Regions from separate parts of the Mus musculus genome. Here region 2 is linked to region 1. Evidence: chromatin loops called from intact Hi-C (ENCODE). Cell type or tissue: gastrocnemius. All regions are shown on one strand. Links, peaks and the distances in the headings refer to the core of each region. The heading gives the core; the rest is flanking DNA.

Region 1 (15,717 bases), core at 4,851-12,850:
CTTGAGAGATAACCCGAACAATTACCAGGTATTCCTTGTGACACCTGTGACTTTGCACTTCCTTGGGACTCTTAACTGGTATCTTTGGTATTTTCCAACAACGCCCTCCCTACTTCCTTGAGCTGTGGTTTCTTCCTTTAAATACTCCCTTACCTAGCTACTCGGGGTGCCACGGTCCTCTACCCCTGCGTGGTGTATGACAGTAGCCCCAATACCGCTCTTGAATAAAAGTCCTCTTGCAGTTTACAGCAAGACTGTCTCTTGTGAGTGATTTGGGGTGTCGCCTCTCCTGAGTCAGAACGTGGGGGAGTCCTCACGTTGTGGGTCTTTCACTTCAACCTAAGATTAACTACATCCATGAAAACAGAGGAAATAACTAATCTTACCCCAGCACAACCAAGAGGAGAGAAATGCTTTTAAAAATAATTGGAAGTAAAAGAGGATCCAAAACAACTGTTTGAGAAAGTATGAAAAGAAAACATGTGCAAGTTTTGTTCTGAAATGCTCTAATCCACTTCTTCAATATTTTGTATTAACTCTGAGGTGACACCTAAAAGATCTATACTTTACAGTACTTACTGCTCTTGTTTAGTCTGTGAGTCACAGTGAGCTTTAGATGGCCAATAGAATGCAGTGGAAATGACCTGTGGCTTCTGAGGTAATGCTATTCGTGGCCTTATGGCATTTGTTTTGGTCTTTGGAACACTCACTGTTGGAGCCTGAGTACCACATATGGAGTCCAATTAACTGTATGCTGAAGAGAATTCCTGAGATTTCATATAGAGGAATTCCTGATCAGCCTTCTAGTAGAGCTAGCCAAGCTTATGCTATAGATGTACTGTGGCTCAAAGTTGAGTTGCAGCTGTCAATTCCTGCCCAAATGCAGATTCATGAGTAAATTTAGCATTTTAAAGTCATTATGTTTCAGCTGGTTCACTGTGCACCAATAGATAACTGAACTGCTGCTCCTCCTTTTTCCTCTGTGTATCCCCTCAGGAGAGTGCAGAGTGAACAAAGGCATGTCTGGTCAACATGGGGAATTTTCTAGCTAACATTGCTAGTGGTATTGATGTATTTATGCTGTAAATATATGTGGCTTCAAGCCTGTCTTCTGAGAAGTAACTATGTGTCTATGGTCAAGACATAGGAGAACCAGAACTATCTCTCAAACTTGTGGTCAGACATAAAGCCTCAACTCGACATTCTAAGACAGACAATGTGTATAAAACTAAACACAAAAGGAAGCTTTCCACAGAAAGAAATAACAGGAGGGGGTTGAGAAGGTGGTATTGGGAGGGAATAAAAAAAACAAAACAGGAGTGTAAATGGTGGTGTGATAGTTTGTATATACTTGGCCCAGGGAGTGGCACTATTAGGAGGTGTGACCCTGTTGAAGTAGGTGTGTCACTGTGGCTGTGGGCTTTAAGACCCTCATCCTAGCAGCCTGGAAGTGAGTCTTCCACTAGCAGCCCTCAGATGAAGATGTAGAACTCTCAGATCCTCTTGCACTATGACTGCCTGAATGCTGCTATGCTTCCTGCTTTGGTGATAATGGACTGAACCTCTGAACCTGTAAGCTATTCTCCCCCACCCCCAACTAAATGCTGTCCTTATAAGGGTTGCCTTGGTCATGGTGTCTGTTCACAGTAGTAAAACCCTAACTAAGACAGAAGTTGGTACCAAGGACTAGGGTATTGCTATGATAGGCCTGACCATGCCTTTGTTTGGAAGAACGTGGATTTTGGGACTTTGAGTTTGGAAAGCAGTGGAAAACTTTAAATGGGGCTTAATGGGCTATCCTAGTAGGAATATGAAAGACTGAGTGTAATTTGAATTGTGCAGACCTGACCCAAGAGGTTTCAGAGGAGAAGAATTGCAGAATGTGGCATAAAGACTGTTTCTGTGGTGTTTTGGTGAAGAATGTAGCTGCTTTTTGCCCTTGTCTGAGGCATCTGCCTGAGGCTAAGGTGAAGAGACTCAGATTAATTACATCGACAAAGGAAGTCTCAGAAACACTCATCATAGACTTTGTTATCTGATTAAGTCTCATGAAGAACATTTTAAACAAGCATAGCAAAGTTAAAAAGGAAAAATATTAAAATGTATGATATTAAAGGGCCACCAGGAGCTAAATCCTGTGTTCAAGGATATTAAAGTGAATTAAGGGAGTAGTGACATTGGGGCAGGATATCACCCAGCTAAAAGTTTAGGTCCAGACATGGTAGTACAAGCTTTTAATCCTTGGGTGCAAAAACAAGAAGATCTCTGAGTTGAAGGCCAGCCTAGAGAATGTTCTACATGAAGGAAAACTTAAATCCAGGCTTGGTGGACCACACAGTACTTAGGAGATAGACATGCAGATCTCTGAATTCCAAGTTCCAGGACAGTCAAGCTTAGGCAGTGAAGGAATTGGAAAACTGGTGGAAAGCTGGTGATAGTGTAATAGAACAAGACGACCATGTTCCAGCCCCAGCAAGCAGCAGAACTTGGCAGCTTTGGTCACGTGACTCTGGCTTTAGAGTCCAGAATAGAAGGGATTACTGGAACAAGTGATGCTGGTTAGCTGGAGCTAAGAAATTAGTGGTGATTAAGAAGAGACCAACATCACTGAGGTGAAATCTTTTGGGAAGTGTTTTCTGAGAGCACAAAGAAGCTGTGCTCCAAAGATAGCCAAGGTTATACCTCCTGCAGCAGCTGTACTTGGTAATGTGTAAGAGTTACCCATTTGGTACTGGTTTTGAAGGCATGAAGGCATCATGAAGAACAGCTGAAGCTTGGCACTGTGAGAGGCCATGGAAGGCCGTTGGTGAAGGTGAAGCCTCAGTTGACATCCCAGGACTGAAGGGGTCATGCAAAGGATTTGAGGCTTGGCACCATGAAGAGAGCCTTTGAGAGGCTATTGGTGAAGCCTATTTGCAGAGGAAGACCCCAGTGTATTGGAGATGACAGTACCATGGGATGACCACCAAAACAGCATCAGCAGTGGAGCGGACCAACCTGAGCTTAGAGTGCTACAGAGGGCAGAGCTGAAGAAGTGACAGCAGCCCTTTGGAGGAGCCCAGAAGATCATGTGTGGATTCCAGACATTGAAACAAGAAGCTGTAACATTGAAGTTGCCTTAGAGACCCCAAGATGTTCAAGATGCCGGAGCATTGGGCTATCTGCTGAGGAAAGCTGATAACAGGGAGTGGAACCAGCTCAGGAGAAAAAAAAATTGTTCCAGTCAACAAAGATGAAAATGGAGTTGAAGATCTGAAGACTGCTTTGATGTCAGACATGGCGATACAGAGTTTAGAGTTTGCCCAGCTGGTTTCCTGTTTTGCTTTGGGAATGTTAAGTGATTCGATGAATCTTAGAAGAGACTTTGAACTTTGGACTTTTAACATTATTGATACTACTATAGACTATGGAGACTTTGGAAGTTGGGCTAAATGTGTTTTGCATTATGCTATGTTTAGGTATGGCCCCCATAGACTCATATGTTTGAATAAGGCTATGGGGACCATGGAGTGAAATGTGATGGTTTGTATATGCTTGGCCCAGGGAGTGGCACTATTAGAGGGTGTGGCCCTGTTGGAGTAGGTGTGTCACTGTGGGTGTGGGTTTTAAGACCCTCATTCTAGCTGCCTGGAAGTGAGTCTTTCACTAGTAGCCTTCAGTTGATGATGTCGAATTCTCAACTCTACCTACACTATGCCTGCCATGCTCCCACCTTGATGATAATGAACTAAACCTCTGAACCTGTAATCCAGCCCCCAAATAAATGTTGTCCTTATAAGAGTTGCCTTGGTCATAGTGTCTGTTCACAACAGTAAAATCCTAACTAAGACAGGTGGGAAGTGTCTACCTAGGCAGAAGTAATTGAACTTATGCTTGTGTCTAGCACATACTTTTGTAGGACTTGTTCACCACCTACTTTTATAATATGGAACTCATTCCTGCCATTGCAGCAATTAGAACATATGTGCACATCTGTCTACAGACGATTAACTGGCAAAAAAAATTGTCTGATTATCTCCCTTCAGAGTCTGAGTTAATGTATAAGGGGCTCATTGTACATTCTGCACACTGGGACAGAAGAGTCAGGACTCGAGATAGAATGGCAGTTGGCAGCAATGTATATGCTGATTAGTAAGGACAGAGCTGGCTTGCCAAAAAAAGTCATGGGAATTTATGGTGGAAGGAACTAAAGAGAGACATGGAGAAGGCAGAGACAGAGACAGAGACAGAGTCAGACAGAGAGACAGATAAAGACAGAGAGACATAGGCCTGGTGACTTTTAATCCCAGCTACTTGAGAGGCAAAAACAGGGGACTCAGTTTAATGCCTGTCTGGGTTAATGGGCAACTTAGCCAGACCCTTTCTCAAAATTTAAAGTACTTTGTAAAGGCACAGGGAGGTATTCACGATTTATGTTGGTGGTATAGCACCTGCCTAGTAGGTATAACATGTGCAAGGCTTTAGTTTAATCCCTAGCACCTCTGAAGAAGAAGAAAAAAGAGCAAGAGAGCAAAACAGATCACTAATCTTTGTGTATTAGCTTTTTAATCCTGGTTGTTCTTGGGTTGGTGGGGGCTATATGGAAAGAAGAGACAGTGTCTCAAGTAGCCCAGGCCAGTCTTGAACTCCATTCTGCTTCTAACTCTCAAATGCTGAGAATATATTGCCACACCCAGCTATAATTTGTATGATTTCAATTTAATTTTGATTTAATTTGATTTGGGATTAGACTGACAGTGAGATGAGAGTTAACCAAGTGCCTTCAGTTTTATTTGAGGATCTCTAAAAACTAATTACAGGTTGATCTAGATTTTGTTTCAGATTTGAGTTTCTCAAGAGCATGTGTTTCAAAGCAATGAGTTAGGGCTGGAGAGATGGATCAGCAGTTAAGAGCACTGGCTGCTCTCCCAGAGGTCCTGAGCTCAATTCCCAGCAACCACATGGTGGTTCACAACCATCTGTAATGGGCTCTGATGCCCTTTTCTGCTGTGTCTGAAGAGAGTGACAGTGTACACACATACATAAAATAAACAAATAATTTTAAAAGGGTGTGCTCAAAGCAATGAGTTTTAGAAATTCTTTCTCTAAAATTAGTTTTATTGAGTTGTGTCTTTATGAAGAACATGATCCATGAGGGACAGAGGATCTGAATTTTTCTAGTTCTTGCTCAATTCCATTCATTGTGACCACAGATTCATCCCTGGATTTCAGCTTCTTATTCTGCACTCTGCAGTGATCAAACTTTTGCTATTCTATGAATATAAATTAGCAGCAGGGCTCTAATACAAAACTATCCTCACATAGAACTTTGATCTGACTGAAGAAAAAGGCAGTAATGCACAGCTTTTATTGTCCAAGACCTGGAGCTTAACTTTCAGGTCATTTATAATTCTTAAGCACTGTACCCTTCTTCCTGGTTGTACAAAAAGGGCAGGAAGTGAAAGGAGGAACAATCTTAATGCCCAAATTGAGTCAGAGGCTCTTTTAGAATCTACATTAAATGTGATAGGTATGGTCAAGTAAAAAGATAAACAAATTTGAAAGTGCTAGTCTGCATTTGATGTCTTATCATGATGTTTTAATACTGTATCTCAGAGAAATCAACTTATTATGAAAGCAATACATGGGCATTGTACTCAAAGTCCACCCAAATACAACAAATGTTAATGATTGTGTATATTTTTATGTTTTCACGCGAACTTTGTACCATTTGCTTTGAACAGATCAGGTTGTTTATATGATAGGGTTTATATCCTCTATTAGACTTTGCACTGCTTGAGTTCCTAAAGCTCCTTTGTGGTGAGTCAACATGCCTCTCTTACCCTCTATAGTTGGACTACTGTCTTTTGGAAGAGATTGGAAAAAGGTTATATGTGCTTCTGTCATTGGATGCATAAGCTGAGAGATTCAAAGGTACATGCCTTTTTGTAATATCCTTTTGCTCCCAGATTCACTGTTCTAGTAAGGAGACAATACTAGGTTTTTATCCTAAATACTTGTCCAATTTTGGAGAGATAAGTGGAAGCTTTTAGACATCCCTCAAAGGATTGGAGAGATGGCTCAGTGTTTAAGATCATTTGCTCCTCTTGCAGAGGATCCAGGTTCGCTCCCTAGCACTTGCTTGATGGCTTACAACTATTAGTAACCAGGAGATTTGAGCCCTCTCCTGACCTCTACAGACACCAGACATGAACAGTTCGACCAGAAGCTTGTGGGTTCCCTAGAAAGGTACTGAAAGGGAGGAGTGAAGGACACAAATTTGTTTTACAAAATCAGCAAGATTTTTTTCCCTAGCAATTTTTGTCATAAAACAAGTCCACTACTCTGTATGGCATCCCCTCCAGAGCTTAAATTTTGGAAACTTTCGAAATTTGAGCACCGGGTCAGGAAAAGGTACTCAGCCCAATCAAACAGCAGCCAGCTAGCCCAGCCTAGTTCACTAGAGGGGAGAAGCTGGGGGTGGAGTAGGACCGACCTGGGGACGGGGCCCTCGGTGAGAGCACCTGAGCTGGCCAGCCCCCCGCTGACGTAGGATTGGTGAATGAATACTTTGGCCTGAGCTCATAGGAGCAGAGCAGCTTGCGAGGCATTGATTGGCTCAGAGGCTGCTGCCCGCTTATTGGTTGCCATAGGTCGTCACGGAGACCTAGGGGGTTGGGCGGAGAAGGGTGTTGGGCCTGGCGGGAGTGCTGAGGGTTCCTGGCGGCGGGGCTGCTCCCCTGGGCGGTGTCCGGGGAGCTGTTGGCCGAGTCACCCTGGCTTCCCGCCACCCTCTGAAAGGTGTCTGAGCGAGTGGGGTCCACTACCAAGACCCTTAGGCCGCACCATGGGCTGCTGCTTCACTAAGAGGAGGAAGAGTGAAAAGGCTGAGGGAGAGGAGGAGCAGCCCAAGCTGTACAGCTGGGACCAGCGGGAGAAGGTGATGTTTTGGGGATCCCTTGCTTTGGGCCCTCCTCGGCTGCCCTTTGCAGCAGATGAAAGCGGGCAGTTTGGCGGGTGGCCCACAACTGGCTTTCACTGGCGCGCACAGGCAGCTGAAGTCGCACGACTTTGGGGGCGGGATGTGAAGGGCCCAAAGGAGGCATAGAGTTAGTGGTCAGCCTAACTAGACTCCCAGGGCCTCTCTGTAGGCTCTGCACCCCGACTCCGGATTCTAGAAAGGACTCCAGGGAGGGAAAGAGCCAGGAAGGTGCTGAATCTCCAATCAGCTCATTTCACCAGCGTTGGCCAAAGGGGTTTGGTCCAGTGGTCGAATTACACACGCAAGACTGGTTCTCATCTTTTCTGCGGTTTGTATTCCCAAGCTGTTACTCTTTTGTCTGCTCTCCTCTGAAAATCGCTTTTGGTGCCTCTTGGTGTTACTCAGTTATTAAATGGACTGTTTCATGTCTACCTTTATTCTCGTCTTCCATTTATCAGAAAAGAATAATGAAAATTGAGGCAGTCTTGGAGTGTATTGTGTAAGGTGAAAGTACCCAACACAAACCAGGAAGTAGTTTATTATTGCAGCTTTATATGAACGAAAATGCCATATATATATATATGTACACACACACATACACACACACATATATACATATGTGTGTGTGTATATATATATATATATATATATATATATATATATATATATATATATATATATATATATATATATATATATATATATATATATCTCAAAAGGTTTGAAAAAGTCTCCTAATCTTGCACAAAACACACTTACTTAGGCATACATTTCACAATGGTTCCTCTTTCTACAAAGTTCTTCTTTTCTTCTTAGTGTAGTTGCTTTGTAAAACACTTAATAGACATCAATTATTATAGTTTCTCAAACAAAATAAGAACGCTTGTTCTTTTAAATGGGTGTCATGAACAGTTAACTATTGCTTAATGCAACAACTTTGACCAGAAGTACTAAAGTCTTGTTTTGTTATAACCAGTCATCCTGCATCCTTGTTTGGTATGACAAATCATCCTGCATCATTTCAAATCCCCAGCAGAATTTAGGCATTCATATAAATGACATTTTCAAAATGTTGGCTTTTAACAAATGGAAGCTGAATTCTCAGGCTCAGCTTTTTGCCTTTGACTCTGAAACCTTTCTTAGGCCATGTGGCCTTTTGTTCCTCTTATATAGCAGTATTTTGTCATGTAGGAAAGTGTTGTATTTTCTGTCTTATATGAAGATTGTACCCATCAAAATCATTTGGTAGGAGGATTTTGAAGTATTCATTTTCAACAGCCTTGGGATTTCTAATAATGCTGTTTAAATTTTTTCTCCCCAGCGCTGGGTATTGAGCCATGCTAGGCAAGCATTCTACCACTGAGTGGCATCCCTAGCTAAACAATGCTCTTTAAACTTGAACTTCCTGCTGCAGAGAGAGTTTTTGTTTGTCTTATTTTGTTTAGAAGTGTCAGGCTAAAAGTAAAAGTGTGCTTTTCTTTTCAGTAGTCTTGGTTGGCTGTGGTTCACTGTTCCATAATAATTGTCTTTCTGCTAACTTCTACTTACAAAGTTCTGATTAATTGGGGTCTTCTGGTCTTGCTATTATGTTATTTTTGCAACAGGATCTTTTTTGTTATATTTTGAGACAAGGTCTCATGTAACTCTGCATAGCCCTGAGTATCTATCTGATTCCCCTGCCTCCATCTCTTGATTGCTTGAATTGTAAGCATGCATCACCAACTTATGCTAGAGACAATGTTTTGATATGTACTTCTGGCTAGCCTGTTAAACGGTATGTAGCTTAGGCTGGCCTTGGATTTCAGGCAATCTACCTGCCTGAGCATACTGAGTACTGAGATTATGGGCTGGGCTACCACACCCTGATAGTTGGGATCTTTCATATGAATGTGTTTTGTGATCTCTTTTTCTTGTGCTCTTTATCTAAGTTAAAGTACTGAAAAATAGCTTAGTGGATACTAATATCTAAGTGTCGCCTCTCCCACCATGTGTGCTGCATTAAACTTTCTGGTGTAAATAGGAACATTAAATTTTTTTCATTTATAGTTTTAAAATGTTTTTATTCAATAAAGAGGTCAGCCTTGAAACCAGATTCATACAAACAGCAAAAACAGACTCAGTAGGTTGTATTTATGCATACTTAAACATACATAGATATGTATGTGTAATAATAATAAAGGAACCCTTTTTGAGAGCATTGCTAGGTACTATAGTTGTAGAGATGTAAGAGCTGTTATTGGAAATGTACAATAAGCCTATATATATATAAAATAGCTAGATATATAATTATATTCTATATAATACATAGTATACATAAGATGCCATAATATATTATTATTATATATATTATATAGATATAATAAAAGTTAAAACCTTTTTTGTGGTGCTGGGAATAGAACACAGAATGTTAGGCAGGCATTCTACCACTGATCTATACCCCTAGCCCTCCAATGGTACTTTTACTGACCCTGGTCTTGCTATCTCTTGAAACTTTTGTGTGTGTGTGTGTGTTTTTCATTACAAGGAATTGAGTGTAAATACACAGCTTACCGAAATAACTGAGATACATTGTATCTGTAGCAACAGAAATGGTTTGTCTCAGGTTTTCATAATATCATGGAGTCTAGGTCTGTGCTGTTTAAAGTTAGAGCAAGCAATTAGTCAACCTGTAAGAGATTTTGTTTTTTGTTTTTTTTTAATGAGTTGACTGTAATCTCCTTACCATTGGAAAAGTGGTGTTTAAAGTTTCCTTAGGTTGTATAATCAGAGTTGATGGGTACCCCATGGGTTTTGGGTTTTGTGTTGGGTAATTGGGTCAGCCTTAAGGGACTGAAGCAAGGAGAAATTGTCTCAATTAGAAAGAATGTTTGAGGACTAAGTGGTGTCATGGCAACTTACATATTACAGTCAACAGTGGAAGGAATTCATTTTCCATTGCTGCTGACTTTGAAAAAGAAAAAAAAAAAACTACCCTGAAATGAGAAATAGTTTGGATTCTAAGATCTCTGTTTAAATCATTTAGAAAGAAATGCCTTTTCTTATTATTTATATGCTGTATTTTAATAGTTAAGCAAATTATTCAATGTATATGTATTCAAACACCAAGGAAGAGCCAAACTTATTATTCTTGCCCTCCGAGATCTTCCTTGCCCTTTGGAGTGAAAACGGGAAATACTGAGGCAAAATGGGGTGAAGATGAGTGGCACACAAAGGGAGTTTTCAGTTCCACTTATTCATGCTAATATTCCTCAATAACGGAAAGAAGAATAGTTTCTCTGGCTGGGCAAAGTGGTGCAAGCCTATAGTGCTAGCAACTTTGGAGGCTTGGTGCTTCTGAGTACAGGGCCAGCCTCCTGAGTTTCAGGCTGCCCTGTGTGAGTATGGTCATTGTGAGACTGAGATCTTGACTCCTTAAAAAGAAAAAAAAAGAATTAGTTTCCCAAATGATGGCTTAGGTATGAAAATTGTGATTTGAGTATGAAGAACACACTTGTATCTGCTACATTTGTCTCATGATTATTCGAAATAGTGCTTATTAAAGCCAAAGTCTCAGATCAGAAATTCAACTGTCTGTTGTTCAACTTTGGGTAAACCAGCCAATTTGTGCATATCAAGCTTCTTAGTTATAAAGTTGGCTAGTCCTAAAGAGTTCTGCACAATTTAGCGAGGCAAAGACTTGCCCTGAAGAAGAGACATTAGATAGTAATTGTCATCTCCAGAGACACTTCAAGCACAACTTATAGGAGAATTTAATTCCAAGAATTGTTCATCAATAGAAAGGATGACTTTATGGGAAACTGATGTCTGTGTGGAACCTTCAGAGGTTAGATAGGTGACCTGCTAAAAAGAAGTATCTGTAGTAGATAGGAAGCTCGATGCTATTTTCATCATCATCTAAGTATGTGAGATAATTTAGTTGCCGTTTGACATGAACTAAACCATCCTAAAACTTAATACCTTAAAACACTGGCAAATACTGCTTTTGTTTAGGACTCTGCCCTTTGTGTACAGTTAAGCAGGGTTGACTCTATATGGTATCAACTGTGGCAACTTGAGTAGGGGTTCCAGGATCGCCTTCAGGGTGGCTTAACCCCAAAGGTGACTGTCAGGTTGATACAGGCATGCAGTTGGGAGCTCAACTAGGGCTGAAGGCCAAGCACTCTCCATGTGTATTCTGAACTTCAGGATCCAAGGACCTCTGATTTTATTGAGTCTAATTGATCTTTTCTCCCAAATAACGATTTCTAATTTTGATATTTTATTACAAATATATTTAAGTTTTTTATTTTACAGTTATGTGTGTATGTATGTGAAAATCTGGTATGAGTTTGTACACATGAGAGCAATGCCTATAGAGAGCAGAAACAGGTATCAGATCCTGTGGAGCTGGAGTCTCATACAGTTATGAGCCATCTGACATGAGTGCTGAGAACTCAGGTTCTCTGCAAGAACACTATGTGCTCTTACTGGCTGAGCCATCTCTCTAACCCTTCATTAGATATATTTTATTAGATGTCTTTAGAGAAAACATTTAATGTATACCTTAAAGCTTAAGTAAGCATATCTGCTACAAGCTACTCTTTAAAAATACTTTTTATTTTTACAAACTGGATTTCCATTAATGTGAATAGATTCCATTAGTATATCTCAGGATATCATTACTGAAGTTAACTCCAGAAATTAAATTTAATGAAAATTTGCTTGCTGCCTAGTAAAGAATTAAGATGTTCACTGCTGTTTTCTGTTAGGGAAATAATACTTAAATAGTACTGTTGATCCAACTCCTGCTAATGCAGCAAGTTTGAGGCCAGTGTGGGCTATAGGTAATACATAGAGATATAAACTATGTACATTTCATCAAGGCTCATATGTTAAAATACTTTAGACTATAACCTATCTATGCTTGTAATTTTAGACATTTTAAGAACTAGTAACGTTTACAAAATTATTCTAAGCTAGAAATTAGTTATTAAGTTTTGACTTGAAGAACTTTTAGGAATTTCTGAGAAAATATAGTAACATATATCCTATATTTCTCCCTTGAATAGTGATTGACAATCCAAGTAATTTTATACTGTAAAGCGAATTATAGAATCTTTAGCTACAGGATTAATTTATCCTCATAAGCCAGTAAAAATGGAATGTCTAGGAAAAACTAAGAAGATAGATTACACTGAATCCCGCAGTATTAGAAGCTGTTATGAGTATTAGTCAAAATTTTTTGAAGGCCTAAATCCTCCATGATTATATTTGAAGTTAGAGCCACTAAAGAAAGAAAAAAGCTTACATAATGTTCATAAGTGTAGAGTTCTAATCCCACAGGATTGGTGACTTCATAAGATTTACTAGAAAGTAAGCCCAGTCAAGTCCCTCAACCCCACAAAAAGTGCTGGTAAAGATAGAGATGAAGGGCTTCTTAGTTGAAGCCAGCTAGGCCAGGCCGCCGTAACAAAATGCCACATTCTGGATGGCTTACACAGCAAGTTTAGGTTTCAGAGTTCTAGAGCCCAAGACTCAGAAGATCAAGATGCTAGCACATTCTAGCATCTCTGTCTAGTGGGCCTGTCTTCTTGGCTTTAGATAGCTGTCTTTTTGCTGTATCCTTTCAAGACTTTTCCTCTCTGTATTCACCGGCGCCAGCACTCTTTCCCACATCTTACAAGGCCAGTAATCCCGTTATGAAGGCCTCTCATTACTTCCCAAAGGCTTCACCTCCAAATATCACCATATTGAAGGCTAGAGCTTCAAAGGAGAAATTTGGGGAGACTGGTTGGAGATACAGCTCAGTGGTGGAGTACTTACCTAGCATACACGAGGCCCAGGGTTCAATCTCTAGTAGCATTAAAAATGGGGGGGAGACACGAATATTAAGTCCACAGCACACTCAAACCTATTAAAATAACAGCTCAGTGATTTAGCAATAGATTTTATGCCGACATTTGCAACAAGAAATCTTAACTCCTAGTAGTGTGTGTGTGTGTGTGTGTGTCTGTGTTAATTTGTTTGAGTGTAGACCCACACATGCCTTGCTCCTCTTGCCCATTCAGCTTTGTAGAAATCAGCCAAATCCTGGTGGTCTTTTCCCTTTACCTATTCACCTTTGCTCTAACTACCTCCGCTGTGATTAATGTATCAGTGCCAAAAAGACACGTGGAAACATGATCAGAGAATACTTTTTTCCTCCTAAAATTTAATGCAGAATGGACTTAAGCCACCCTTTGATGTTCTTTCTCACTTTAAGGCCTGGAAGTAGACCAAGCTCCCATTGCCTGCCCCGTAACTATGTTCCCACGTCCTGGTACTGGCTTTCACAGAGGAAAGCAGCCTCAGTCTCCCTTTACATAAAGGGAGGAAAGACCTACAGTAGTTATCAGAAGCAGTGCCTCTGCCTGCTATAGTTCTTTTATTTCCCTAGCCAGAAATTGATCAACTTGACGTGTGACTTAACTGAATGTCCCTGAGTGCCAGTTTGTTCCCATTTTTTTTCAGTGTTGGGAATTGAACTGTGGCCTTCCATATACTAGACAAGTGAAGTGCTCTTACTGGGCTAGCTCCTAAGCCTTACTCTTTTGTTCTTGATCAGCATCAGACTCTCAGTTCATTGGAGATGGAGTGGAGAGTGGGATGTGGGGAAGATTCAAGTTCTCTTCAAAACAGTGTGTGATTGGGTTGGAGAGAGAGCTCCACATTAAGAGTACTGGGTGTTCTTCTGAGGACCCGAGTTTGATTCCTAGCACATGGTGACTCACAACTATCCATAGCTCTAGTTCCAAGGAGATCTGATACACTCTTCTAGCCTCCATGGGCACATATATGCAGGCAAAACACTCATACACCTAACAAAAAAGGTACTTGATTATCAGATTTAGTTACTATTCATATAATACCTGTATAACCCACATTATAGGAGTTATATTCTGGGGTAACCAAGATTCATTGACTAAAATGGCTATATAGTTACCTATATTCTGTTTTTTAGCGGTTTATTGATTTTGTAAATTTTATGTGTATGCATGTGCACAGTGTGCATGCAAGTACCCACAGAAGAGGGCATCGGAAGTCTTGGAACTGGAGTTACAGGCATTTGTGAGGTGTCTGATGTGGGTGCTGGAACTAAACCCAGGTTGTTTGCAAGAGCAGTAAGTGCTCCTGACGACTAAGCATCTCTCAGCACCTTATACTCTGCTTTAAACCTGTTTATAATCATATCCTTGTTTTCATTCATTCTATTGTATTGTTTCTTAATCATTCTTGACAGTTTGTCTATTAAAACTTGTTTTGACCTTGTTGTTCTTTATTATATTTAATGTTTAAATTATTAATTACATCTGTGATTTTAACTTCTCTTATGTATTATTTTAGCATTTAATTGCAATACAGTTAACATTCCATGGCAGTTCTAGATCGTGTTTGTAAAGTATCTACTATTTTTAAATTTCTGAGCCTTTTTTTTTTTCAGGGTAGTCTCAAAATTTGAGACTATTCTAAATCAGCCTTCTAAGTGCTAATTTTATAGGTGTGTGTCACCGCACCTAGCTTTAATTTTTAAGAGAAAATTTAGATGTGTTTATTTTATGTATGCATGTGTTTTGCTTGCATGTATGTCTGTATACCACATGCATTCTTGGTACCTAAGGAGGGCAATGGATTCCTTGGAACTGGAGTTATAGACAGCAGTGAGTGACATATGGATGCTGAGAATCAAACCTGTGTCCTCTGCAGGAGCAACAAGCACCCTTAACTACTGAGCTATCTCTCCAATCCCCCAATTTTATTCAGTGTGTGTTTATGGACAAGTAATTTTACTTTTTGCATTTTACATCTTGTTTAGATGTGTAATGCAAGCTTACTTGTTGTGGATTCAGGTTTTCTTCATTTCTAGTTTTATCTGTTGTTGGTTTTTTGTTTTTGTTTTTTGTATTTTGGTGTTTTGTTTTGTTTTGTATATTCATGGTGCTTTTGGAAGCCAGAGAACATTCTCAAGTGTCATTCCTTAGGCATCACACACACACACACACACACTCACACACACACACACACACACACACACACTCACACACACACACACACACACACTCACACACACACACACTCACACACACACACACACACACTCACACACACACACACACTCACACACACACTCACACACACACACACTCACACACACACACTCACACACACACACACGCTCTCACACACACACACACACACTCACACACACACACACTCACACACACTCACACACACACACACACACACACACACACACACACACACACACACACACACACTTACAGTCTTTTGAGACAAGCAAGTGTCCTGGGATTCTCCACATATACTAGGCAGTGGGCCAGTGAGCTATAAGGCTCTGCCTGTCATTGACTCTGCAGTGCTGTTGTGGTGATAAGTGTATTCCACCACATCCAACTTTTTATATAACTGCTGGTGACTGAACTCGGGTCCCTATGTTAGAACTATCTTTTTAAGAGAATTTTTTTCTGAGACTTTTGTTTCGGTTTTGTTTGTTTGATGTAGGGTCTTGCTATTTAACAAAGGCTGGACCTGAGCTGGAGATTTTCCTGCAACAGCCTGTATATTTGATGTGCCTGTGCTTTGCCAACTATGCCATCTCCCCAATTCTGTATTTTTAGATTTTAATTTGTTTTTTTGTTGTTGTTTGTTTTTACCTATAAGTAATTAGGAGAAGTAGTGTTAGAAAGTATTCCTTAGATTTTATTTAATATTTTAGTTTA
Region 2 (15,717 bases), core at 2,695-10,694, 220 kb after region 1:
TGATTCTTTGGATTTCCCCAGTATCTGTTGTTATGTTCCACTTTTCATTTCTAATTTTGTTAATTTAAATAGTCTCTCTGAATTTTAGTTAATATAAATGAGGGCTTGTCAATATTACTGATTTTCTCAAAGAAACAACTCTTTGTTTCATTGATTCTTTGTATTGGTTGGTTGTTTGGTTTGATTTTTATTGATTTCAGCCCTGAAGTTGATTTTTTTTTTGTCATCTACTCAATTTGGGTGTAGTTTCTCTTTTTTGTTCGAGAGCTTTCAGGTGTACAGTTATGTTCCTAGTATGAGATTGTTCCAACTTTTTTTTCTTTTTTTCTTTTTCTTTTTTTTTTTTTTTTTTTTTTTTTTTGGTTTTTCAGGACAAGGTTTCTCTGTATAGCCCTGGGACCCACTTTGTAGACCAAGGCTGGCCTCGAACTCAGAAATCTGCCTGCCTCTGCCTCCCAAGTGCTGGGATTAAAGGCATGCACCACGACCACCCGGCTGCTCCAACTTTTTTAAGTTACCACTTAGTACCATGAATTTGCTTCTTAGAACAGACTTTACTATGTCCCATATGTCTGAGTATGTTGTGTATTCATTTTTATTCACATCTAGAAAGTCTTTCGTTTCTGTCTTGACATATTTGTCATTCAGTAAAGAGTTGTTCAGTTTCCATGAGTTTGTAAGTTTTCTCATGTTTTTGTTGTTGATATCCAGCTTTAATCTATGGTACTCAGACTGGATGCCAGAGTGTTATTTTGATTTTTTTTTTGTATCTGTTGAGATTTTCTTTGTGTCAGAGTATGTGACCAATTTTGGAAAAAGTTCCATGAGGTGCTGAGAAGTTATATTCTTTTGTGTTTAGGTGAAATGTTCTGCAAATAGCAGTTTGGTTTATAACTGAAATTAAGTTAGTTTTTCCATTTCTCCATTTAGTTTTTGCCTGTGTGACTGGTCTCTTGGTAACAGTGAGGTATTGAAGTCTCTGACTATCTATATGTGAGGATCAGTATGTGATTTAAGCTGTAGTAGTATTTCTTTTACAAACTTAGGAGTACTTGTGTTTGGAGCATAGACTTTAAGAATTGCCATGTCCTCCTGGTGGATTTTTTTCTTTGATGAGTGTGTAGTATCACTTCTGATTAGTTTTGGTTTAAAATCTATTTTGTCAGATATTAAAATGACTACACCAGCTTGTTTCTTAGGTATATTTACTTGGAATACCTTTTTTTCAACCCTTTACCCTTAGGTGATGTCTGTCCTGGATGTTGAAGTGTGTTTCCTGTGTGCAGCAGAAGAATGTATCTTGTTTCCTTATCCATTCTGTTAGTCTGTGTCTTATTTTTTTAAGATTTATTTATTTTATGTATATGAGTACACTGAAGCTGTCTTCAGACACTCCAGAAGAGGGAGTCAAATCTCGTTATGGATGGTTGTGAACCACCATGTGGTTGCTGGGAATTGAACTCAGGACCTCTGGAAGAGCAGTCAGTTCTCTTAGCCACTGAGCCATCTCTCCAGCCCTAGTCTGCATCTTTGATGGTGAGAAAAGTCAATGGCCAATAATTGTTGATTTCCTGTTATTTTGTTATTGGTGGTGGTTATGTTGTGTGTGTGTGTGTACATATATATATATATATATATATATATATATATATATATATATATATATATTCCTAAATATAACCTGCTCAGTTCATATAGTGTTACTTATATGTATGTTTTCAAGGCTGCCCATTTGGCAGTGAACAACCAGTTGCTGTACTCCTTCCTGAGAGGAAACACTTCCCCTGCTCCCAGCTTTTCTCAATTGCCTATGGTTCTTGTATGTGGTTGATATCTTGTGAACTTTTCCCCATCCACTTTTGCATGCCTATTGGAGTCATCCTTGTTCAGTTCATGTTTGAGCAGTCATGTTGGTAAGAGTTGTGGATATAACATCTGATATTCCTTATAGGTATACTTTCACAACAAACTCCAGTATTCTCTGGCTCTTACCAAGTTTCTGCCCCACCCCACACCTACACACCCACACATACTTTGTGATAGTCACTGAGCCTTAGGATTGGGAGTATTTTGTAAATGTATCCATTGAGACTGGCCTACACAACTCTGCATTTTGACTGGTTTTCTGTAGTCTTATCCATCTGTTACAAAGATAATTTTCATTAGTGAATGGAATGGTGAGAACATTTATCTGTGGGTATAAGGAAGTTTTTTAGAATGTAGTTGAGGATTCTACTAGTTTAGTAAAGTGGTTGTAGGTAGGTAATTGTTTAAGTTTCAGGTATCAGGAATGATTTCCCTTTTATTAAGTGGGCTTATTTTTATTTGAATTATGTTTATATGTATTTGTCTGTTTGGGAATGTATAGCTGTAAAGTGCAGGTACCTGAAGAGTCCTGGAGAAGGCATAGATACCCTGCAACTGGAGATATAGGCAATTCTGTGCTGGGAACCAAACTTAAGTCCTTTACAAGGGCAGTCCTCAGTCTCAACTGCTGAGTCATCTTTACAGCCACAAGATTTTTTTATTCCAATCATTTTAATTACATTAATCTCAGATCACATAATACACACGATATAGCAAATATATCAACACACACATATATATGTGTATAGAGATATATAAGTATATGATATAAAAGTTATAGAGTGATTGTAAAGAGTTCAGAGGCTACAGCAGAGTTCAAGAGTTTGTCAGAACTGAGAAGCACAGAAGCTGATGGGACTTCAAATAGAGTCTTTATTAATAAGGTATCAACTGAACAAAGCTGAGAGCTAGCTGCTGGCCTTAGACTTGAGCTACAGGATCAAAGATAAGCTGTAGAGTTTAGTCCCGCTTCGGAAGTGAAAGGGTCCAGCTAGCCCAGAAGAGTGAACAGGCAGATGGATGAACAGATGTCAGGTCTGGATAGGTAAATAGGAGGTTGAACAAACAGCCATTCCAGAAAGCTACATCAACAGTAGGAACCAAGGGGAGTTTACGTTTCCAGGACAGTGAAAAGTTCTCTGCCCATCAGTCCTTGATACACACACCAAGTAGCTAATGATAAGTCAATAAGGGCTGTCACCATCTCAGTGCTAGATGTTTGCTCAGTGTTCTATTGCTGTGAAGAAACACTATTTCGGTCCCTGACCCCACCAGAGGCTTGTTACGTTATAATGCAGCAGTGCATTCTGTACAACTCCAAAAGTTGACATAGTCTTTTACAGTCTCAAGACTTGTTTAAAAGTCCAAAGTCTCTTCTGAGACTCAGGACAATCTCTTAACTGTAAAAATCCAAATTTTAAAAATCAGATTATATTCTTCCCACACGCAATGAATGGCATTGCTATTCCAAAATGGGGAGAAAGGAGGCATGTAAAGGAAATACTGGACCAAAGCAAGACTAAACACCAACTGGGCAAACTCCAAATTCTGCATCTCTGTGTCTGATATCTAAGTGTTCTTTAGATCTCCAACTCCTTTTAGCTTTGTTGACTGCAATACCCCCCCCACCCTCTCTCTCTCTCCCCTCCCTCTCTCTCTCCCTCTCTTTCTATCTCTCTCTCACTCATTCTAGTTTCACTCCCTGTTAACAGCTCTCCTTGATGGGTACCCCACAACTCTGGGATCTCCAGTGAAATCCAGGCTTCATGTTCACAGTATCACACAATGGCCTTTCTATGTCTTCATTCAGGTACACCTCTGAGACACAACTGGCTTAAGTGACTTTCCTTATCCACAGAGGGAGATTCTACCACCCTATTTTTTTTTTAACATTTAGAGTGCTTTTCACAACCCTATTCTTGTATCCTTGACTCTAAAGCCAGAGCCACATGGCTGAAGCTGCTAAGTTCTGTTATATGCTGGGGACACTTTCAGTTACATCTGCATTAGCTTTCTGGCTTTGATGATTTTCTTCACTGCTTCAGCTCTTCTTTAATTCTTGTTTACAAGTTGGAAGCTTAACTAGATGAGTTATTCTCCTGAGGTCACCACTCCCTTTATTCCATTTAGCATCAGGCTTTTCTTTGAACTTTTTATCTCCTGGAGTGACGGATTTAGTTTAGCTCCATTCCACTTCCTGGTGCCCATTTTCTCCTTAAACTGTACATTTTGTATTTTTTCCTTGCTCAGCTTGCTCCTTTTCATTATAGATCTGCTTAAGATTGATCACTAACAGCCATATAACAGAATCAATACAAAGCTGTTTTGAAATATCCTATGTGAATATAAAAGTCTTCAATTTAGCCTCAGGCAGGTTGTTTTTATTTTTTTTTTTAATTTTTGGACACGGGTAGAAAGCAGCCAAATTATTCCCCCAAAATATCACAAAGAACAGCATCCAGGCCACTTACTAGTATTCTTGCCCTCTGAAACCTCTTGAGCTGAATCTTTTTTTGTTTGTTTGTTTAATTAAATGTATTTATTCACTTTACAACCCAAATATCAGCTCTTCCTCTCCTCCCAGTGTCCCCCCTCAAGTAAGTCCTCTCCCCATTCCCCTGAGAGGGGAAGCCCCCTTCTGGGTGTCAGGCCACACTGCTGTCATCCCACCGCTACCCTACCCACGCTGAACATTAAGTTGCTGCAGGACTAGGCATATCCTCTCCTACATTCAAATACATGAGCCTATGTAGACATTCTTATTCAGACAACCAGTGTTCAGTTTGCTCAATAAGGTCTCCTTGTCTGAGCTGGATCTTTATAACCAGCATCGCTCCCAATACTACTAGTATGACCTCGGCCCTGTTTAAAACATTCAACTACTTTCCTAATCCAAAGTCCCAAACTGTTTCATATTTCTCTAAGAAACAACATGGTCAGACCTATCATAGCAATATTCTAATCCCTGGTACCAACTTCTGTCTTTGTCAATATTCTATTGCTATGAATAGACACTGTGACCATGGCAACTCTTAGAAAGGACAGGATTTAATTGGACCATGCTTGTAGTTTCAAAGGTTGAGTCCATTATCATTGCAGGAAGTATGGTGGCATGCAGGCAGATATGGTGATGTAGAAATACCAAAGGGATCTAAGACCAGATTTGCAGGCATCAGGAGGAGAGAGAGAGTGCATTAGGCCTGGCTTGTCCTTCTGAAACCTCAAAGCGCCCCCCCCCCAGTGACACATTTCTTCCAACAAGGCCACACTTACTCCAACAAGGCCAAACCTTCTAATCCTTCTAAGTAGTGCCACTCCCTAATGACAAACATTCAAATACATGAGCCTATGTAGACATTCTTATTCAGACAACCAGTGTTCAGTTTGCTCAATAAGGTCATTGAGTCGCACCTTTTCTCTCCTAAGAATAAGCTGTTTATAACCATAAACATGTGCTATGTAGATAGTGCCAAAGATATGTTACTATTCATGTTTCCACCCAGGTGCAGAGTCATCTTCCTCCTCAAATTGATTCCAAAGCTGCTTGTAAGATGAACTCTCTCAGGCTAGCAAACACTCACCAGGGAAGTGTTTGCCATACAACCCTAATAACCTGGGTCTCATAGTAGAAGGTAGTAACTCCAGGACCTCATGGTAGAAAGAACCAACTCTGCTTACTATAGAGCCACACTCACACACATACATACCACACACACAATAAATATATACTTACATTTTTAAATAAAGTCTTTCGAAGCAATTCATAGTCTGAAAAGACTGCCACATAATCTGGAGTAACTTGGAGTATCTCATAGCTTGATCTCAGCAGAACCAGCTGGGACCTGAAAGTAACTTAGATTGGATTAAAAGCACAGCCAGAATATGGCAGTCTCAACTATAATATTATATTACAAAGTGAACTTTTATAAACTAGGCCAAGGAACTGAGGAATCTTACCTGCAAGCTTTAAGAACCACTTTGAGTGTGGTGGGGCACAACTTCAATCCCAACACTATGGAGGCAAAGACTCTGAGTTCAAGACCAGCCAAGGCTACATAGTGAAAGTTTGTCTCAAAAACAACAACAAAAGAACATACCCAGATTTATGCCAACGATGTATAATAGATTCAGGAATAGTGCCTTTCATAAGTAAGATTGGTCACACCCAATTGGGGCACACACATATCCCTTTAAGACAGTGATTCTCAACCTTCCTAATGCTGCAGCCTTTTAATACAGTTCTTCATTGTGGTGATCCCCAACCACAAATTATTTTCATTGCCACTTCATAACTATAATTTTGCTATTGTTAAGAATCACAGACTGGCACATGCCTTTAATTCCAGCACTTGGGAGGCAGAGGCAGGCGGATTTCTGAATTCGAGTCCAGCCTGGTCTACAGAGTGAGTTCCAGAACAGCCAGGGCTACACAGAGAAACCCTGTCTCGAAAAGCCAAAAAAAAAAAAAAAAAAAAAAAAAAAAAAAGAATTGTAATGTAAGGGCTGGGGAGATGGCTCAATGGTTAAGAGAACTGACTGCTTTTCTAGAGGTCCTGAGTTCAATTCCCAGCAACCACACGGTGGCTCACAACTATCTGTAATGGGATCTGATGCCTTCTTCTGTTGTGTCTGAAGAGATGGACAGTGTGCTCACATAAAATGAATAAATAAATCTTAAAAAAAAGAATCTTTAAAAAAAAAGAATCACAATGTAAATATCTGTGTCTTCCGGGGGTCTTAAGCGGCCCAGTGAAAGGCTCAGTGGACCCCACCCCAGGGGTCATGACTCACAGGTAGAGAACCACTGTTTAAGACATCCTGGTAAATCAGTAAAAATAAAACCTTTTCTCTTGGTGCCACCTACTGGGCAAACAAGCTCAATACACCCATATTCAGTAAATTTTTTTAACATTTATTTTTTTAACGGAATATTTTATTTCTTTACATTTCAAATGTTATCTTCTTTCCCGATTCCCCCCCCCAGAGCCCTCCATCTCATCCCCCTCCTCCTGCTTCTATGAGGGTGCACTCCCACCCACCCACCCACCCATTCCTGCCTCCCTGCATTCCCCTACACTGTGGCATAGAGCCTTCACTGGACCAAGGGCCTCTTCTCCCATTGATGCTGGGCAAGGCCATCCTCTGTTACATATATGGCTGGAGCCACGGGTCTCTCTATGTGTACTACTACTACTACTACTACTTCTTCTTCTTCTTCTTCTTCTTCTTCTTCTTCTTCTTCTCCTTCTTCTCCTTCTTCTCCTTCTTCTTCTTCTTCTCCTTCTCCTTCTTCTTCTCCTTCTTCTTCTCCTTCTTCTTCTCCTTCTTCTTCTCCTTCTTCTTCTCCTTCTTCTTCTCCTTCTTCTTCTCCTTCTTCTTCTCCTTCTTCTTCTCCTTCTTCTTCTCCTTCTTCTTCTCCTTCTCCTTCTCCTTCTCCTTCTCCTTCTTCTTCTTCTTCTTCTTCTTCTTCTTCTTCTTCTTCTTCTTCTTCTTCTTCTTCTTCTTCTTCTTCTTCTTCTTCTGTTTTTCGAGACAGGGTTTCTCTGTGTAGCCCTGGCTGTCCTGGAACTCACTTTGTAAACCAGGTTGGCCTCAAACTCAGAAATCCACCTGCCTCTGCCTTCCAAGTGCTGGGATTACAGGCATGCGCCACCACACCCGGCTTTATGTGTACTTCTTAGTTGGTGGTTTAGACCCTGGGAGCTCTGGTTGGGTCATATTGTTGTTCTTCCTATGGGGTTACAAACTCCTTCAGCTCCTTCAGTCCTTTCTCTAGCTCCTCCATTGGGGACCCTGTGTTTAGTCCAATAGTTGACGAAGAGCATCTGCCTCTGTATATGTCAGCCTCAGGCACAGCCTCTCAGGAGACAGCTATATCAGGCTCCTGTCAGCAAGCACTTCTTGGCATCTGCAACAGTGTCTGGGTTTGGTGTCTGCATATGGAATGGATTCCCAGGTGGAGCAGTCTCTGGATGGCCTTTCCTTCAGTCTCTGCTCTGAACTTTGTCTCTGTATCTCCTCCCATGGGTATTTTGATCCCCCTTCTAAGAAGGATCGAAGTATTCACACTTTGGTCTTCCTTCTTCTTGAGCTTCATGTGGTCTGTGAATTGTATCTTGGGTATTCTGAGAATGTGGGCTAATATCCACTTATTAGTGAGTTCATACCATGTGTATTCTTTTGTGATTGGGTTACCTCACTCAGGATGATATTTTCTAGTTCCATCCATTTGCCTGAGGAGAACAATGGCTTCCCTTTGGTTCTGGCCTGAAAGGGTCAAAGCAGTTAATTGGGGTAAAGTTCAGGGGCCATCCCTCCTGGAAGGGAGGGATGTCCTAACATAACTTTCTGTGGGCCAGAGTTTTCCCTTGTTCCTAGTCAAGAGTTAATATTTACCCGGAGAGGAGGATGTCCTTGGGTCTGCTGATAAACAGTTCCTCCTTCTGAAGAATGGTCTTGTTATGAGAAAATGACTCCAAAAATGATAATATTGTCTGCCAGGTGCAACTAAGTAAAAATGTTATTTTTTTAGCAAAAATTTCAAAATCATACCCCATGTTTATAAGCTGAAAAAATCAGTAAAGCTTTGCTACTTGCCACCAGAGCGGTAGTCCGTCTGTCTCTTTAAGGCGTTCATGAAGCTGGTCTTCGTCACTTGCCTAAGAATTTCTATTCTTTGTTTTTAATAGCTGAGTAGTACTCCATTGTGTAAATGTACCACATTTTCTGTATCTATTCCTCTGTTGAGGGACATCTGGGTTGTTTCCAGCTTCTGGCTATTATAAATAAGGTCACTATGAACATAGTGGAAACACGTGCCCCTGTGGCATGGTGGGGCATCTTTTGTGTATTTTCTCAAGAGTTGTATAGCTGGGTCTTCAGGTAGATCTATTTCCAATTTTCTGAGGAACCTCCAGATTGATTTCCAGAGTGCTTGTACCAGTTTGCAATCCCACCAGCAAAGGAGGAGTGTTCTCTTTCTCCACATTCTCTCCAACATGTATTGTCACCTGAGGTTTTGATCTTAGCCATTCTGATTGGTGTCAGGGTCATTTTGATTTGCATTTCTCTGATCACTAAGGACTTTGAACATTTCTTTAGGTGTTTCTGAGCTATTCTAGATTCCTCAGTTGTGAATTCTTGGTTTAGTTCTATACCCCATTTTTTAATTGGGTTGTTTGGTTTTTTAGTGATTAACTTCTCGAGTTCTTTTATATATTTTGGACATTCACACTCTATCGGATGTGGCGTTAGTGAAGATTTTTTTCCCCAATATGTAGGTTGCCAATTTGTCTTAATGACTATGTCTTTTGCCTTACAGAAGCTTTCCAGTTTCATGAGGTCCCATTTATCAATTCTTGATCTTAGAGCATGAGCCATTGGAGTTCTGTTTAGGAAATTTCCCCCTGAGCCAATGAGTTCAAGGCTCTTTCCCACTTTCTCTTTTATTAGATTCAGTGTATCTGATTTTATGTTGAGGTCCTTGATCCACTTGGACTTGGGCTTTGTACAAGGTGACAAATATGGGTCTATTTTCATTCTTCTACATACAGACAGCCAGTTAGACCAGCACCATTTACAGAATATGCTTTCTTTTTTTCATTGTATATGAGTCTGTTTTTATAGTTTACCTGCTCTTGATTTAACTTTGGTATGTGGCATCTGTCTAGAAAACCATCCATTTCATCTAGATTTTCTAGTTTTGTTGAGTATAGGCTTTTATAGTAGGATCTGATTTTTTTTAATTTCCTTTATTTCTGTTGTTATGTCACCCTTTTCATTTCTGATTTTACCAAATTGATACTGCCTCTTGTCCCTTTAGTTTGGCTAGAGCTTTATCTATCTTGTTGATTCGTTCAAAGAACCAGCTTTTGGTTTTGCTGATTCTTTGTATTGTTTTCTTTGTTTCTATTTGGTTGTTTTTGGCCCTGAGTTTGACTATTTCCTGCCTTTTACTCCTCTTGGGTGAGTTTGCTTCTTTTTGTTTTAGATCTCTAAGGTATGCTGTTAAGTTGTCAGTGTAAGATCTCTCCAGTTTCTTTACCAGGGCACTTAGTGCTATGAACTTTCCTCTTAGCACTGCTTTCATTGTGTCCCCTAAGTTTGGGTATGATGTATCAACATTTTCATTAAATTCCAGAAAGTCTTTAATTCCTTTCTTTATTTCTTCTCTGACCAAGTTATCACAGAGTAAAGAGTTGTCCAGTTTCCACGTGTATGTGAGCTTTCTGTAGTTTTTGCTGTTATTGAAGACCAGCCTTAGCCCATGGTGATCTGATAGGATGCATGGTATTATTTCAATCTTCTTGTATCTTTTGAGGGTTATTTTGTGACCAATTATATGGTCAATTTTGGAGAAGGTACCATGAGGTGCTGAGAAGAAGGTATATTATTTTGTTTTAGGGTGAAATGTTCTGTAGATATCTGTTAAATCCATTTGGTTCATAACCTCTCTTAGTTTCACTGTGTCTCTGTTTAGTTTTTGTTTTAATAACCTGTCCATTGGTGAGATTGGGGTGTTAAAATCTCCCACTACTATTGTGTGGGGTCAATGTGTGTTCTGAGTTTTAGTAAAGTTTCGTTTATGATTTTGGGAGCTGTTGCATTTGGGGCATAGATGTTCAGAATTGAGACTTTCTCTTGGTAGATTTTTCCCCTTGATGAATATAAAGTGTCCTTCATCACGCTTGATAACCTTTGGTTGAAAGTCTATTTTATTGGATATTAGGATGGCAACTCCTGCTTGTTTCCTGGGACCATTTTCTTGGAAGACCTTTTTCCATCCTTTTATTCTGAGAGAGTGTCTGTCTTTGTTGTTGAAGTGTGCTTCTTGTATGCAGCAAAATGCTGGATCTTGTTTGCATATCCAGTCTGTTAGCTTATGTCTTTTTATAGGTGAGTTGAGTCCATTAATATTAAGAGATATTAAAGAGAGATGACTGTTGGGTTGGAGAGATGGCTCAGTGGTTAAGAGCACTGACTGATCTTCCAGAGGTCCTGAGTTCAAATCCCAGCAACCACATGGTGGCTCACATCCATCTGTAATAAAATCTGATGCCCTCTTCTGGTGTGTCTGAAGACAGCTACAAGTGTACGAATTTATAATAAGAAATAAATCTTTGGGCTGGAGCAACCAGGGACTGAGTGAGCAGGGCTGACCAGAGCGAGCAGAGGTCCTAAAATTCAATTCCCAGCAACCACATGATGGCTCACAACCATCTGTACAGCTACAGTGTACTCATATATATATATATATATATATATATATATATAAAATAAATCTTTAAAAAAGAGAGAGAAGGGAGGGATGACTGTTGGTTCTTGATATGTTTATTTTTGTAGGTGGCTTTGTGTGCTTATGCTGCTTTTGACTTTGTTGTGAGGTGCTTAATATCTTGTCCTTTCTTTGGTGCAGGTATCTTCCTTGTGTTGGAGTTTTCTTTCCAGGATCCTTTGTAGGGCTGGGTTGGTAGATAGATACTGTTTGAATTTGGTTTTGTCCTGGAATATTTTGGTTTTTCCATCTATGTTGATTGAGAGTTTTGCTGGGTATAGTAGCCTGGGCTGGCATTTGTGTTCTCTTAGAGTTTGCATGACCTCTGACCAGGCTCTTCTGGCTTTCATAGTCTCTGTTGAGAAGTCTGGTTTAATTCTGATAGATCTACCTTTGTATGCTACTTGGCCTTTTTCCCTTGCAGCTTTTAATATTCTTTCTTTGCTCTGTGTATTTAGTGTTTTGATAATTATGTAACAAGAAGATTTTCTTTTCTTGTCCTATTTATTTAGTGTTCTATCGGCTTCTTGTACCTCTTTGTCCATCTCTTTCTTTAGGTTGGAAAAGTTTTCTTCTATGATTTTGTTGATGACATTTTCATGTCCTTTGAGCTTGGTATCTTCATTTTCCTCTATTCTAATTATCCTTGGATTTGGTCTTTTCATTGTGTCCTGAATTTCCTGGATGCTTTGGGTTAGAAGTTTTTATGTTTTGAATTTTCTTTGACAGTTGTGTCAATCTTTTCTACTGTATCTTCTACACCTGAGATTCTTTTATCTCTTGTATTCTGTTGGTGATGCTTGCATCTGTAATTCCTGACCTCTTTCCTAGGCTTTCTATTTCCAGGTTTGCCTCCATTTGTATTTTCTTTATTGTTTCTACTTCCACTTTTAGGTCTTGGATCACTTTGTTCAATTCCTTCACCTGTTTACCTGTGTTTTCCTTCAGCGAGTTACTGATATCCTCCTTAATGTACTCTATTATCTTCATAAGATAGGATTTTAGGGCAGATTCCTGATTTTCAGGTGTGTTGGTGTATTCAGGGCTTTCTGTGGTGGGAGAACTGGGTTCTGATGATGCCCACACATTTTGGCTTCTGTTGCTTATGGTCTTGTGCTTGCCTTTTGCCATATGGATATCCCTGGTGTTTGTTGACTGTGTGGAGTCTGCCCCTTTTGTCTCTGGGTTGCTTCAGGTCTCCTGGTAGACTTGCAGCCCTGACTGTATCAGACCTCCTGTGGGACCTTCCAACTGGGGGCTCTTCACAGGAGCAGAAAAGCTGCTGACCTGTTGTCCTGGCTGCAGTAGATCTCCTGGGAGGCCTTCAGACTATTGGATCTTCAGTGGAGCACTCAGGCTGTTGTCCAACTGTGCTGAGTGCAGCTGATCCTCAACTGCTCTGAGTGCAAGAGTGTCCTCAACTGCTCAACTGCTCTGAGTGCAGTGGGTCCTCTAGGATGGATTGGGATATGGAGTCTTCACAAGAGCAGACCAACTAGGGGTTTGTCCCCTCAGCAATCACAGGCAGAAGGGATGGAAGGAATAGAAGGAAGGAGAGTGGTATTCGGAGGGTGGGGGTTTTGGTAGGTAATGGGTCCCGAGTCCACCAGGCTCCCCAGCAGCAGCTCTGGGAATGGGCGGGGGTGGTGTTGAGGGGGAGCTTTTTTTTTTCCATTTTTTATTAGGTATTTAGCTCATTTACATTTCCAATGCTATACCAAAAGTCCCCCATACCCACCCACCCCCACTCCCCTACCCACCCACTACCCCTTTCTGGCCCTGGCGTTCCCCTGTACTGGGGCATACAAAGTTTGCGTGTCCAATGGGCCTCTCTTTCCAGTGATGGCCGACTAGGCCATCTTTTGATACATATGCAGCTAGAGTCAAGAGCTCCGGGGTACTGGTTAGTTCATAATGTTGTTCCACCTATAGGGTTGCAGATCCCTTTAGCTCCGTGGGTTCTTTCTCTAGCTCCTCCATTGGGAGCCCTATGATCCATCCATTAGCTGACTGTGAGCATCCACTTCTGTGTTTGCGAGGCCCCGGCATAGTCTCACAAGAGATAGCTACATCTGGGTCCTTTCGATAAAATCTTGCTAGGGTATGCAATGGTGTCAACGTTTGGATGCTGATTATGGGGTGGATCCCTGGATATGGCAGTCTCTACATGGTCCATCCTTTCATCTCAGCTCCAAACTTTGTCTCTGTAACTCCTTCCATGGGTGTTTTGTTCCCAATTCTAAGGAGGGGCATAGTGTCCACACTTCAGTCTTCATTCTTCTTGAGTTTCATGTGTTTAGCAAATTGTACCTTATATCTTGGGAATCCTAGGTTTGGGGCTAATATCCACTTATCAGTGAGTACATATTGTGTGAGTTCCTTTGTGAATGTGTTACCTCACTCAGGATGATGCCCTCCAGGTCCATCCATTTGGCTAGGAATTTCATAAAGTCATTCTTTTTAATAGCTGAGTAGTACTCCATTGTGTAGATGTACCACATTTTCTGTATCCATTCCTCTGTTGAGGGGCATCTGGGTTCTTTCCAGCTTCTGGCTATAATAAATAAGGCTGCTATGAACATAGTTGAGCATGTGTCCTTCTTACCAGTTGGGGCATCTTCTGGATATATGCCCAGGAGAGGTATTGCTGGATCCTCCGGTAGTACTATGTCCAATTTTCTGAGGAACCGCCAGACTGATTTCCAGAGTGGTTGTACAAGCCTGCAATCCCACCAACAATGGAGGAGTGTTCCTCTTTCTCCACATCCACACCAGCATCTGCTATCACCTGAATTTTTGATCTTAGCCATTCTGACTGGTGTGAGGTGGAATCTCAGGGTTGTTTTGATTTGCATTTCCCTGATGATTAAGGATGTTGAACATTTTTTCAGGTGCTTCTCTGCCATTCGGTATTCCTCAGGTGAGAATTCTTTGTTCAGTTCTGAGCCCCATTTTTTAATGGGGTTGTTCGATTTTCTGAAGTCCACCTTCTTGAGTTCTTTATATATGTTGGATATTAGTCCCCTATCTGATTTAGGATAGGTAAAGATCCTTTCCCAATCTGTTGGTGGTCTTTTTGTCTTATTGACGGTGTCTTTTGCCTTGCAGAAACTTTGGAGTTTCATTAGGTCCCATTTGTCAATTCTCGATCTTACAGCACATGCCATTGCTGTTCTGTTCAGGAATTTTTCCCCTGTGCCCATATCTTCAAGGCTTTTCCCCACTTTCTCCTCTATAAGTTTCAGTGTCTCTGGTTTTATGTGAAGTTCCTTGATCCACTTAGATTTGACCTTAGTACAAGGAGATAAGTATGGATCGATTCGCATTCTTCTACATGATAACAACCAGTTAGTTGTGCCAGCACCAGTTGTTGAAAATGCTGTCTTTCTTCCACTGGATGGTTTTAGCTCCCTTGTCGAAGATCAAGTGACCATAGGTGTGTGGGTTCATTTCTGGGTCTTCAATTCTATTCCATTGGTCTACTTGTCTGTCAGTATACCAGTACCATGCAGTTTTTATCACAATTGCTCTGTAGTAAAGCTTTAGGTCAGGCATGGTGATTCCACCAGAGGTTCTTTTATCCTTGAGAAGACTTTTTGCTATCCTAGGTTTTTTGTTATTCCAGATGAATTTGCAAATTGCTCCTTCCAATTCGTTGAAGAATTGAGTTGGAATTTTGATGGGGATTGCATTGAATCTGTAGATTGCTTTTGGCAAGATAGCCATTTTTACAATGTTGATCCTGCCAATCCATGAGCATGGGAGATCTTTCCATCTTCTGAGATCTTCTTTAATTTCTTTCTTCAGAGATTTGAAGTTTTTATCATACAGATCTTTCACCTCCTTAGTTAGAGTTACGCCAAGATATTTTATACTATTTGTGACTATTGAGAAGGGTGTTGTTTCCCTAATTTCTTTCTCAGCCTGTTTATTCTTTGTATAGAGAAAGGCCATTGACTTGTTTGAGTTTATTTTATATCCAGCTACTTCACCGAAGCTGTTTATCAGGTTTAGGAGTTCTCTGGTAGAATTTTTAGGGTCACTTATATATACTATCATATCATCTGTAAAAAGTGATATTTTGACTTCCTCTTTTCCAATTTGTATCCCCTTGATCTCCTTTTGTTGTCGAATTGCTCTGGCTAATACTTCAAGTACTATGTTGAAAAGGTAGGGAGAAAGTGGGCAGCCTTGTCTAGTCCCTGATTTTAGTGGGATTGCTTCCAGCTTCTCTCCATTTACTTTGATGTTGGCTACTGGTTTGCTGTAGATTGCTTTTATCATGTTTAGGTATGGGCCTTGAATTCCTGATCTTTCCAAAACTTTTATCATGAATGGGTGTTGAATCTTGTCAAATGCTTTTTCTGCATCTAATGAGATGATCATGTGGTTTTTGTCTTTGAGTTTGTTTATATAATGGATTACATTGATGGATTTTCGTATATTAAACCATCCCTGCATTCCTGGAATAAAACCTACTTGGTCAGGATGGATGATTGCTTTAATATGTTCTTGGATTCGGTTAGCGAGAATTTTATTGAGGATTTTTGCATCGATATTCATAAGAGAAATTGGTC

Evidence for each region. Peaks named below come from ENCODE experiments on the same cell type or tissue, not always from the same donor. Only the 100,000 strongest peaks of a DNase experiment are listed, where the experiment ranks them.
Region 2: it touches region 1 in a loop (3-fold over the local background); 4 of 42 quality-filtered maps call a loop at or near these places.

Annotation. Positions count from the first base shown.
Region 1 is chrX:20,357,910-20,373,626 of GRCm38, forward strand. It overlaps Rp2 (retinitis pigmentosa 2 homolog), which reads left to right and starts at 6,572. Exons shown (of 5, transcript NM_133669.5): 1 at 6,572-6,919. The coding sequence starts at 6,827. In gastrocnemius, for the core only: a CTCF peak has its summit at 8,314; DNase peaks (open chromatin) are centred at 6,149, 6,585 and 6,987; H3K4me3 peaks cover 2,117 bases; H3K27ac peaks cover 1,147 bases.
Region 2 is chrX:20,581,482-20,597,198 of GRCm38, forward strand. No RefSeq gene overlaps it. Among named protein-coding and RNA genes, the nearest start is that of Rbm10, 28 kb to the right of the region's middle. In gastrocnemius, for the core only: a CTCF peak has its summit at 6,729 (motif pointing left); a DNase peak (open chromatin) is centred at 6,659.